Regions from separate parts of the Homo sapiens genome. Here region 2 is linked to region 1. A link is a contact called in ENCODE Hi-C data. All regions are on one chromosome and are shown on one strand. Each heading gives the region's core, a stretch centred on a gene start or an enhancer-like site at or near the end of the contact. The rest is flanking DNA. Distances are from core to core; before and after follow the strand shown.

Region 1 (5,443 bases), core at 1,531-4,030:
ATCATTCAATCATTATTCAAATGATTAAAATATTAAATCTCAATATTAAAACTCTGATGCAGCCTGCAAATTTAGTAACAATCCCTTTTCCCTGAAGGACATAAAAGCTAATCTGAATCTGCTGCTGCCACAGAAAAATACATGTACAACTTACAACTCTAAGGAAATAAGCTTAAATATTATAGTGCGAGTATTGTCTAGTGTTCAGTTTGCTAATATGTTTATTCACAGTCAACTAATTTATATGCCTTATTTTTTAAGGTATGTAAAACCACTAGGGGCTGGGCACAGTGGCTCACACCTGTAATCCCAACACTTTGGGAGGACTGCTTTAGGCCAGGAGTTTGAGACCAGTTGGGGCAAGATAGTAAGAGCCTGTCATTACAAAAATAAAATAAATCAGCCAGGTGTGGTGGCACATGGTTGTAGTCATTCCTAACTACTGGGGAGGCTGAGGCACAAGGATCACTTGAGCCCAGGAGTCCCAGGCTGCAGTGAACTAGAATCATGCCACTACACTCCAGCCACGGCAACAGAAAGAGACCCTATCTCTCTCTCTTTTTTTTTTTTTTTAATGAAGAGGAAGAAAAGAAAGCCCTAGGAAAAAATGCTTTGCAAAATATTGTTAAGAAGACTAATGTATTGTCAGTACTTGATAAAAATTAATTTAAAAAGTCACAAATTAAAAAGCATTCAAAGTTGACTATCTGTAGTGCTCTGTGATATGATACACACACATCTGGTCAAAAAATATAAATGATATTGCAAATAATTTTTGGATCACAAAGGCTAATAAAACCAACCTTTATATATACTACTTTACATTCCACAACACATACGCACTGTATCACTGAACTCTATGGAGCAGACAGAGCAGGCCATTTACAGAAAAGAAAACCGAGGTTTGGTGTGATTCAATGTCCTCCCCAAGGTCACACAACTTCTAACTGCTAGAGTCAGAACTACCATAGGGGAGGGGTGGCTGCTTCCACATATCAATTTCTTAACCAAAAGAGAACTTCATCATAAATGCCGAATCTCGATAATTAGCGTAGATCTGTGCTCCTATCACCGAAATTTCATCTCATCAGAGAACCACCACCAGCAAAAAAGCTGTTTTAAAGTTAAAACTTAAACTGCTATCAATTTGGGAAATGGCTAAACCATGATATACTGAAACTATGGAACATGGTGCAGCAGTTGTTAAAAAATGACTTGAAGCATTACATGCTAACATTGAAAGTTACGGTGCAACAGTCCTTGTTAAAGCAGTCAAAAATGATGTTAAGTGCACACACGTAAAAGTACTCCAAAAGATCTAGAAGGATAAACACCACACACATAATAGTCGGCATCCCTGAAGACAGAGGTTGATAGTCAAAGACAAAATGCCATCTCTGTGATATGCTGTTTTTACAAAGAAAATGTACTACTCTGCTAATTTAGAATTAATTTTTAAATTTTTAATTAACCTGCGGGTTGAACAAGGTCAATTTCCTGCTCTAAAAAACTATGCGTCTATGAAGGAAATAGGAGCCCTCTCTAAATAAGAAGCCAAAATGCCTAAAAACCGTTCCAGCCTGTGAAAACAATAAACTGTAAATATCAGAAAACGTTCCTTGAAGAAGGCAATAGCTCAGAAATCTTTTTTCGGTATCTGGTCTCCTTTGTTGCAATAAGACAGCCCGTAAGCAATCTAGCAACCAGAACAGTTCAGTTCGGAGCAGGCTCCCGGGGAGATTTAGTTGTTAGAGTTCGGCAAGAAAGGTTTCACAAAGGAGCTGAGTTCTGGGGGAAATGAGAGGTGATGTGGCGGAGAGATGGATCCGGACGGGAAAATGTCTGGGAGGGGGTATACGGAGTTCATGAGAAGCCGGGGACAGTGAGAAAACTGCAGTCGAGTCCTGGAAGGGGTGAGAACGCCTGCGGAGGCGGGAGTCAGAGGGAAGTGGACAGCGCCGGCAGCCGGTTTACCTGGGTGAGAATCCGGCCCTTGTTGTGGTCAAACAATGGAGGCGTCCGGCGGCAGCAGCCTTCTGCGCTGGGTGCGCGAGGGGTTCCTCATCACCTGAGCGGGATGCTCGCCTCCTCTGCCGGACGCAGGGCGCCCTGAAAAACACACAGCACCCCATGCAGCCGGCTCCTCCGCAGCCGCCCGGCTCCCCGGTCCCCTGGCGCGGCCATGACCGCCTCTCCCGGGACCCGCCTGGAAGGGCTCCAAGACGCGGCTCCACGGGCGACGAGGGCGGCAGCGCTCCCCCTTCCCTCGGCTCCAACAACAATGGAGCCTGGCTCGGGAGTCCGGCTCCCGAGGGGCCTCGCCCGGCCTCGCCCTGCCCGCTGCCCAGCCCTCGCTCGCACCGGCCGCCATCTGCGCCCCCCGGCCCCGCTCCCCCGCACTGCGGGCCCGCGGCCGACCGCCCGAGGCCCGAGGGGCGGCTTCTCAGCCCGGGACCCGCCAGGCTGCGCGGAGCCGCTCTGACCTTCCCCGCCATCCCGAGGCCCATCCTCCGGGATGGGTTGTTTTTCTTTTCTTTAAGCCACTCCACCTCCTTCCCACCCCCAGCCCGCTCCCTGGCCCCCGGCCCCCGCCTCCCTCCGGGAAAGAAAGAAAGACTGCAGCCCGGCCGCCGAGAACTCACTCCAAGTGAGGGGAGTCAGCGCCCCAGGCCGCGGGCGCCGCGCACCCACCTCCCTCTCCTCAGGGACACCTCACAGGTGCGCCTCCGAGCCGCGCGCGCGCGCGCTCCGCACACCCAGACGCCTCCGGGGGACAGCGCGCGTGCGCACGCACGAGGCCGGGGAAGCCCCGGGGGAGCGGGGGCCGCACGCATGCGCGGCCACCCGGCCCGCGCCCCCACCGCCCGCCTCCGCCCCCGCCCCCCAGCCCCGGCCCGGTCGGGCCCGGCCATCCCCCACCCCAGCGCCCGGCGCGCGCGCTCCCGCTCGCCTCCCTCGCTCCTCCCCGCGCCCCCCCCTCCCTCGGGCCGCGTTACCCAGGGCAACCGCAGTGCGGCCGCACCTGAGCTGTGCGCCTGCGTCCCGCGGGCCCGACCCTCCCTTCCCCTCGGCCTTCGCCCCTGCCCCGCCACAGCCGGGCGGAAGGGGGCGTAGCCCCGCCTCGCCAAGTGAATATCGGCCCGCCGCCCCCGCCCAGCCCGGCAGACACAGGCCCGCCGCCGCGCCGGCGCCTAGCCCGCCGGGTCAGCGCGGCCAGGCCTCGCCGCCGGCCCCGCTCCCAGGGTGCACCGCGGCTAGCGCTGGGGTGGGAGCGGGCGAGATGCGCCGGGCGGGCGGTGCCCACTGACCTCCCTCGGCGGCCCGGCCCGGGCAGCGCCCGAGCCCAGGCAGCCCCGCCCGCCGCGCCCCGCCCAGCCCATGGGCCACGGGCCCCCACCGCCGCCCGCCGGGAGGACCGAGCCTAAGAGGGCAGCCGCCTGAAGGAACGCGACGGCGGCGCCCGCAGGTGAGGCGGGGCCCGGGGTGTGTCGAGTCCGGCCCCGCTCACCTGGCAGCGCCGGCGGGGGCGGAGGGGCCGGGCAGGGGCGGAGGGGCCGGGCAGGGACGGGAGTTCGTGGCGAAGACTTTAAAAACCCTCCCCGCCGGGAGACGGGGGACGGGGTCCTCCTGCCCCACCTCCGGGGCTTGGGAGCCACGTTAGCTCCCCCAGGGGCAGGGGTGGCCCCGGGCGAAGGCAACTCGGGAGACGGCGGAGTCGGGGAAAGAGGGTCCCTGAGGCTCGGCGACCCCCGCGCCCGCCCCCGCGGGGTCTGCCGGCCCTTTCTGGGGAGGGGGCTCCCCGGCCCGGGCTCCAGTCCAGGGTGCGGACCGGCCGCGGCGCGCGCCCACCCCAGTGCCAAGGGGGAGGAGAGGCCGGTCCCGGGGCGCTCCTGTCTGCCCCGGGGTGGGATCGCAGGGCGAGGGATCCGCATTGCAGGTGCACCAGGAGCGCCCCGGGGCCTAGCCCGGCTTTGTCTGGGATGCTGTGGGGAGGAGGCCGTCTGAATCCACATCGCCTTTTTAAATGCTTGTTACCACCCGGGGAACCTTAGAGACCCTCCCTGACAAGTTGTATCGCCTCCCGTCCTGGTAGCCTTTCCGTAAGTACACTACCTTGCCAGCCCCTTCCTGAAGCTTTGATGCGGCTTTAGTTTACTCTGAGTAACGATTTGCCTGTGATTCGTGAAACGGAGCAGAATGCACAAACGCAGCAGAGCTCCAGGCTTGGCTACTGGGCTGCCGTCTGCTACGGCGAGTGAGTTTCTCTAACTTAGGTTTTCATGCTGACCTGTATTGTTTCATTTCAAGTTTTGGTATTTAGCAGTACGATCTAGTCCACTAAGGAAAATTAGGCTGCCAGAGAGAAAATATAACCGCGCTCTGTAGCTTAGGTTGCAGTAGTCGGTTTTATAACAAAATGCAAGCTACCACGCTGTAATACTTTAACATATTACGCAGTTCCAGAAACCTGTAAGAGTATTAAAACTAGGATTGCCATTTTAAAACTTTTACGTTTGAAATTTATTTAAAGAGCATTGGTATTGATAAAACGACTTTTCTTTTTTTTTTTTTTTGCTCATCAAGAATTCCCATGCATTTTCTCGCTATTGCATTGTAAGGAAAAAGATGCTAACGTTTAAAGTGGCTTTTACCTCCAAAGATGTTTTGAAATGTATGTAATTCTTTTGGCTAACTGTTCATCTTATGTGAAATATGCTTGGAAGAAGGCTTTAAAACTCGTGATTATATATACGGGTATGCGTACATATCCATACACACCACTGAAAAATCTTAAAATAGTTTTGTTACTCCTCTGCGTATTATAATTACTCAGTAAATTTAGTTTAGGTACATTTAAGATCTAAAGTACAGGACAATTATTTGTGTGAGATTTTTACTGTGACACATTTTAAATACATCGGTCTAACAAATAGGGTTTTTTTGAAATTAGATATTTTTATTAACTCTTTAAAAAACGAATCATTCATCTTGGGTTTATAACTCTTTCATCTGCCATGTTGGATAAATTGCAAAATTGGATAAATTGATCTCAACTTATCCAATTATCTTTGGATAAATTGATCTCAACATAATTACCTAATTGGTAGGATGCCTTTGCAACGATACTAACGTTAATAAAATGTTGATGCTTTTAAAAAATACTTATGTTAAAAAAGCATTTTCTCGTATTTCTGGCAAGAAAAGTCATGGAACTTTTTTCCTTCTATCTGGAACAAGGTCAGCCATAAATAGTTTCTAATACATAGTGGGCACACATTTGGTAACTAAGATTAATTATATCTACTGAATTTACTGAATTCCATGTCCTTCAAGGGCAGTGACTAGGTGACTTTGTATCTTCACACACCAATGTTGCAGTAAATGTTTGAGTCAGATTGAAGTTTCATCCCGGCTAGGTAGGTGCTAACTTAATGACACCAGT
Region 2 (5,443 bases), core at 1,607-4,106, 4.0 Mb after region 1:
GGCCTGTAAGTATATGTTAAGTATATGTTAGTTATATTCACATTGTTGTGCGACTATCTCCAGAACTTAAAATTGAACTTTTAAAACTAGAGTTCATATGCTGACCTGCAGAGGAATGAAGGTTTTAAAAAATAGTTTAAAGAGTTTTAAACTATTGTTGTCCATTAAGTAAATAACAAAATGTCAAAGATAATTTATTCTTTTACAATACAACCTTTTTTTGTTACCATTCTGAAATCTTTGCCCTATGTTGAAGAAATGTATAAAGGCTCCACATGGAACCCAGAATGTATGTAATTGCACACTCAGGATTACTATGAAATCTGGCACTAATCAAACTGATACGGTGCTCCTTTCAAGTCAGCTGTCTCTTCAATCAAGTCCTTCACTGAAGAAATTTCAAATCACAAGTATAAATCTCTGTAGTTGTACTTCTTTACAAAGTCGTACAACTGAATCTCTTTATAAAAAAAAAAGGAAGGCTTTTTATTTCTAGACCTCTACTTCAAGTGAAAATTAAACAATTCAATTCATTAGGCTGCTTTTTGGCAGTCTACCTATAGGTTTCACAAACGACTTTTCAGAGAGGTATCTCAGGAGTTCATCGACTGGCAGACCTAGTTAGCAGGACAACCGAACTACAGGGCACTCACAGGTTTCCTTTTTTTCTCCCGGATTTACTTTTACGTCGCTGGACTATAGGCATACTTAAATCTTATTACAGAATATTTCTGAATTTCCATTCTGACTGTTCAACCAGTAGCAGAGATACGGAACCTGACTAGGGTCAATTTCAAACCTCATTCAGGTCTGTACTATTGTCTTGCTGTAACTAAGAATGAAAAGAGCTGGCTGCAACCAAACTAGGTAACAATAATAGTAAACGCACAGGCAGGAAAGGTAAGTCACAGGTGACTCCCTCTCCCCATCCCCCTGCCCCTTTTTTTTGCAATCTAATTTTTAGAAATGCTGGCATTCTGTACTGCATTCAAGGCCCTTTTCTAGTTAAGGGCAAGAAAACAAACAACTCTGAAAGACTGCCTAGAGAACTGGCAGAAATATTACGGATACCTTAACAGGTATTTTATAACAGAAGTTAAAGTAATATGGTTCTCATAGGTTGCATTTGGTCATTCAATTGCAAGCCTGAGACCCAGAACACAGAAAAGTACTGTTTAAATACACATAAATACTGAGGCCCAAATTAAATCCACTACCAGCGGTCACATGTTGAGCCCTGGCTCGCCTGATTTCTGCAATGGAACCACATTTCCTAATCCCTGAGCATTTGAAGGCTATATAAAGCTCCTTTAGGGGCACTTGTTTCCCACAACTCTGAGCTGCCAGGAAGTTAAGACAAGGGCATCTAAAGGCCTTAACGCCCAAACTGGAAGGCTTTAGGCTAACACCCTGATTAGAGATTAACTGCTCTGAAAACCTGCAACATATTTTAAATGCTTCCCGACTTCCTCATTTCTCTGTATGCAGACATCACCTCAGTGCTATATAGTCATACTGTAAGCTCTATTTTAGATGCTGGGTACAGTACGTATATAGAACGGCCCACAGCGGCTGGAGCCACGCATGGACCCATTTGCTGTGAGCGGGGTGGGGAAGTCAAGTGGGTTCAACGAAATCTGATAATCCTCCATCCTCCCTCCCCCATTCATTCCAGATTTTCTGCGAGGTAGGGTGAGCAACGAAGTGGGGGTGAGTGGTTCCCTAACTGCCCAGGGCCGGGCGCGTGCCTGGGCGGCCCCTGCTCCCCACCCATCCCTGGAGGGAGGTCCTCACCTCGAGCTTGTCTGTCAGCTCCTTATGCATCTGCTCGTACTGCCGGCTCATGTCCTGGTTCCTCTCGAGCAGCGCCTTACCCAGCCGGGCCGCCAACACCAGATCCTTCTCCTTCTGTCGGATCACCGACAGCAGCTCGGGGTCCTGGGAGGGCGGCGGCTGCGGTCCGGCCCCCTCGGCCAGAGACCCAGGCTCGGCCTGAGGGTGTTCCCCGGGGTCGGACGGCCGCTCCCCGGCCGCCAGCAGCGCCAGCTCCTCCTCTAACGCCAGTTCTAGCTCCCCGGAGCCCCCGGGGAAGATGAGGGCGGCGGCGGCGGCGGGACTCCGGACTGCGTCCCCGGCCGCGGCGGGCAGCTCCATGCAGCAGGCGCTGTCCGGCTCGGCGGGTGCTGAAGCGCGGCCGACCAAGCCCAGGCAGAAAGCGGACATGGCCCGCGCGCGCGGAGCCCGCAGCGGTGCGGCCCGGCCCGCGCGCGCCAGGCTGCAGGGGGGAGGGGCCCTGCCGCGCCGCCCCGCGTCCCGCGCCTCGCCTCGCGCCGCGGCACGCGCCCCCGGGTCCCCGCGAGCCCTGGGCGCGGCGCGCGCCGGCCCGCCCCTCCCCCGCGCCGGCGGCACGCGCCCCCTCCCCCGCCCCCGGGCTCAGCTGCTCAGGCGCGCGCGGGAGGAGGGGGTGGGGGTAGTGGCGGAGTAGGTGGTGGGAACGGGAAGGCTGGGGAAGGGAGGACTCAGGAACAGAGACTGAGGGTCGGCGAAGCGGGAGGGGAGGAAGCGAGGAGGAACGCCGCCGCCGGGTTCTCAGCCGCCCTGTTGCCGCTGCCGCTGCTGCTGCTGCTGCCGCCGCCGGCCGGGCAGCGCCTCACGGGGCGGGCTGCGCTCCGCTGTCGCCGCGACGCTTCCTGCTGCTGCTGCTGTTGCCGGCGGCCGCTCTCTGCAGCCGCACTCCATGACCCCCGGCTCCGCGGCAGCCCCAGCAGCAGCGGCGGCGACGGCGGCTGCTGCTGCTGCAGGGGCCGAGGCGGCGGCTCCACATCGCGCGCCGCGCAACCCGGCGAGCTCCTTCCTGCCTTCCCCGGCTCCTCCCGGCTCACCGGGCCGGCAGCGCCCCGCCCCGGGCTTCCGGCCGCGTCCCCTCGCCCCGCCCCTTGCCGGCGCCTGACGCGCGCGGGCACCTGTTCGCCCCGCCCGCGCGGGATTCGCCGGCTCGCGGGTCTCCTCAGCGACGCCCAGGTGGCGCCGGCGGCCTTAACCCCTGCTCTGCCTCACGCCCTGCGGGCGGCTGCGCGCGCCGCCTGCGGAGGCGGCTGGCGCATCCCTCACGGTCCTGGCTGCCTCACCGCGCGGCCACGCCCCCAGCCTTGCACCCACTTCGGGGTGCGGTTCCGCCCTCAGCCTCGCTCAGAGCTGGGGTGTGGCCACGCCCTCAGCTCTCGTACCTCGGGGTGTGGCCTCGCACCCGGCCTCGCTCTCACCTCGGACGGAGCGCGGCCCCGCCCACCGCCTGCTGCTCACCTCCAGGCGCGGCCCCGCCCCCAGCTACTTGGAAGCCGGGGCGCGCCTCAGAGTTCTGTTGCCGCATCTCTGGTGGTGTCTGGGGCAAAGGGGACTGAGGACATTCCTCCAAGACTGGTGACCCGGCCCCGAGAAAGACATACCCTCACGAAATTTAGGTCTGGGCCCCCAGGAGAACTAAGCAGTCAGGAGAGGGAGCCCTAGAGAGCAGTAGGAGGAGGGAGGACTTCGGAAACCAGGCATCTTCATGCTGATGACTCAGGGATATGAAGGACCAGATGCTTCGCAGATCAGCAGCCCGGAGAGAAAGGGTTTCTGCGGAGAAATAACGGAAAAAACTGCTCACAGATGGGAATACGAAGCAAAGAACCTCCCTAATAATAACTACCGTTTATTCGGCACTCAGTGTGTGCCATGTCCTGTATTAAGTGCTTGATAGTCATTATTTTAGATAATCCTCACAAGAACTTTATAAAATCAGTACTGCCGCTTGTCATTTTAACAGAGAAGGAAATTAAAGCCTGAGAGATGGCATCGTCTGCCCAGGTCATTACAACTGGTAGAGTCAGGATTGAGATCTAGCCAGGCCGACGCCAGGGATCACGTGAATCATTATTCTTTATTTTCTTCACATAGAAGCAGTCTTGAGGAAGATAAATGGTCCTTTGTGACCAAGATGGATTGGGTGGATATGGAAGGAACATTTCCTCAATGATTAAAGGAAGGTTTGGAGAGCCTACTGGGTGACTTGCAGTCATTCCTTGGTGTTGACCTCGTTGGTGGTGCTACGTGTCTCCTATTTCCAGAAACAATCCCATCTAAAGCTAGAATTCGTCCCTATGCTTCCTTTTCCTCTTGGACAGACAACCCATTTTTTACTTGGATCATGCCTTTCTTCTTTTCATCCCAGTGAGATGGAAATTTCAGAACATCAAGAGGCTGAAATGGGTCAAATAGTTTCTCATGGTTTTTATCGCTTATTAAATTCAGAGCCTAAACAATATTCAAGTTTTAACATCGTTACCCTTAGACTGAAGGCCAGAATCTGAAAAGCTCCTGGGCCTCAGGGCTGGCATTGTTCACTTGTTGACTGGAAAGGAGACAGACAGTTGAGGGATTCCCACATCAATCTTAGAGCTAAATTTCTGCAGTTGACCATGTTACCATTCCAGCAAGGAAATGTTCTAACACTTTTTATTATGACCTCCCACCTTGAGCTGGAATTGTGGGCCAGAGGTGAGATCCAATTGCCACTTCCTTTTGTCTTATTTGAATCACAGAAGGACAAATTTCTCCCTAATATGTCTGGAGACACATCAAGAACAAACAGGGCCAGGCTCTGTGGCTCCTGCCTATAATCTCAGCACTTCGGGAGGCTGAGGCAGGAGGATTGCTTGAGCCCAGGAGTTCAAGACCAGCTTGGACAATGTAGAAAGTAAAGTTTCCTCTTCAAAGCTTCCCTTCTTGTTAAAGAATGAATAATAAGTGTTAGAAATAATGGTTTCTTTTAAAGACTAACTTCCTTCAAGCCACCTTATTTTATGCTAATAACTCTCTGTTAAGCCCTTTCCTATGTAGCTGTTAGATCTAAGGGAATGAGTACATTCTATGTCCATGTACTTTAACCAAGATACCTGTGCTGGACATGCTCACTGGCATGTCCCAGCTTGCAGCCTATGCCCCTTCCCTATTTGGGAATGTTACTACTTTTCTAAGTCTTTTCATAAATAACTTCCTCTTTTCCTTTGTTCTCCATTGCTTTTACCTATTTAGAAAAGTTTTAAGTTGTTAGCCTATCAGGTTCAGTTTAAATTGTAAGGTCTGGCTCCAGCCAATGGAGACAAGGCACAGTAGCAGGGACAAACTGCGTAAGGGATAAAAATTGCTTCTTTCCTTTATTCAGGTGTGCTCTTGCCATTGTTCCAGCTGCAAGGAGCACCCTTTCTGCAGAAACTAAAATTGCATTGCTGAGAAAACTTTCTCTCTAAATGCTGATTTTTCCTCGTGGTACCGAGGAACAAGCATTCTGTTTCTAAATAAACATTTTACTTATAACAGGCAACATGGCAAGATCCTGTCTCTCCACCAGTTGGGTGGCTCATGCCTATGACCCCAGCATTTTGGGAGGCCAAAGTGGGAG

Evidence for each region. Hi-C counts contacts between places; a loop is a spot of excess contacts on that map. Pooled maps may share reads with other maps.
Region 2: a map of CD8-positive, alpha-beta T cell shows a loop between it and region 1 (22-fold over the local background). The contact joins the promoter of BICDL1 here to the promoter of ZNF664-RFLNA in region 1. A Hi-C loop is called at or near these places in 2 of 168 maps with a recorded cell type or tissue (B cell and CD8-positive, alpha-beta T cell) and 9 of 50 pooled maps.

What each region holds. Positions count from the first base shown.
Region 1 is chr12:123,970,552-123,975,994 of GRCh38, reverse strand. ZNF664-RFLNA (ZNF664-RFLNA readthrough) reads right to left here and starts at 2,780. Exons shown (of 5, transcript NM_001347902.2): 1 at 2,692-2,780; 2 at 1,975-2,109. It overlaps CCDC92 (coiled-coil domain containing 92), which reads left to right and starts at 3,164. Exons shown (of 5, transcript NM_025140.3): 1 at 3,164-3,466. It overlaps ZNF664 (zinc finger protein 664), which reads right to left and starts at 2,780. Exons shown (of 5, transcript NM_152437.3): 1 at 2,643-2,780; 2 at 1,975-2,109. RefSeq lists silencers at 2,212-2,441, 2,552-2,631, 2,702-3,571, 3,602-3,721 and enhancers at 2,942-3,679, 3,680-4,417.
Region 2 is chr12:119,986,649-119,992,091 of GRCh38, reverse strand. BICDL1 (BICD family like cargo adaptor 1) reads right to left here and starts at 2,856. Exons shown (of 10, transcript NM_001367886.1): 1 at 1,795-2,856. The coding sequence starts at 2,223. RefSeq lists silencers at 1,879-2,088, 2,099-2,168, 2,219-2,308, 2,589-3,228, 3,249-3,308 and 1 more and enhancers at 1,240-2,211, 2,212-3,185.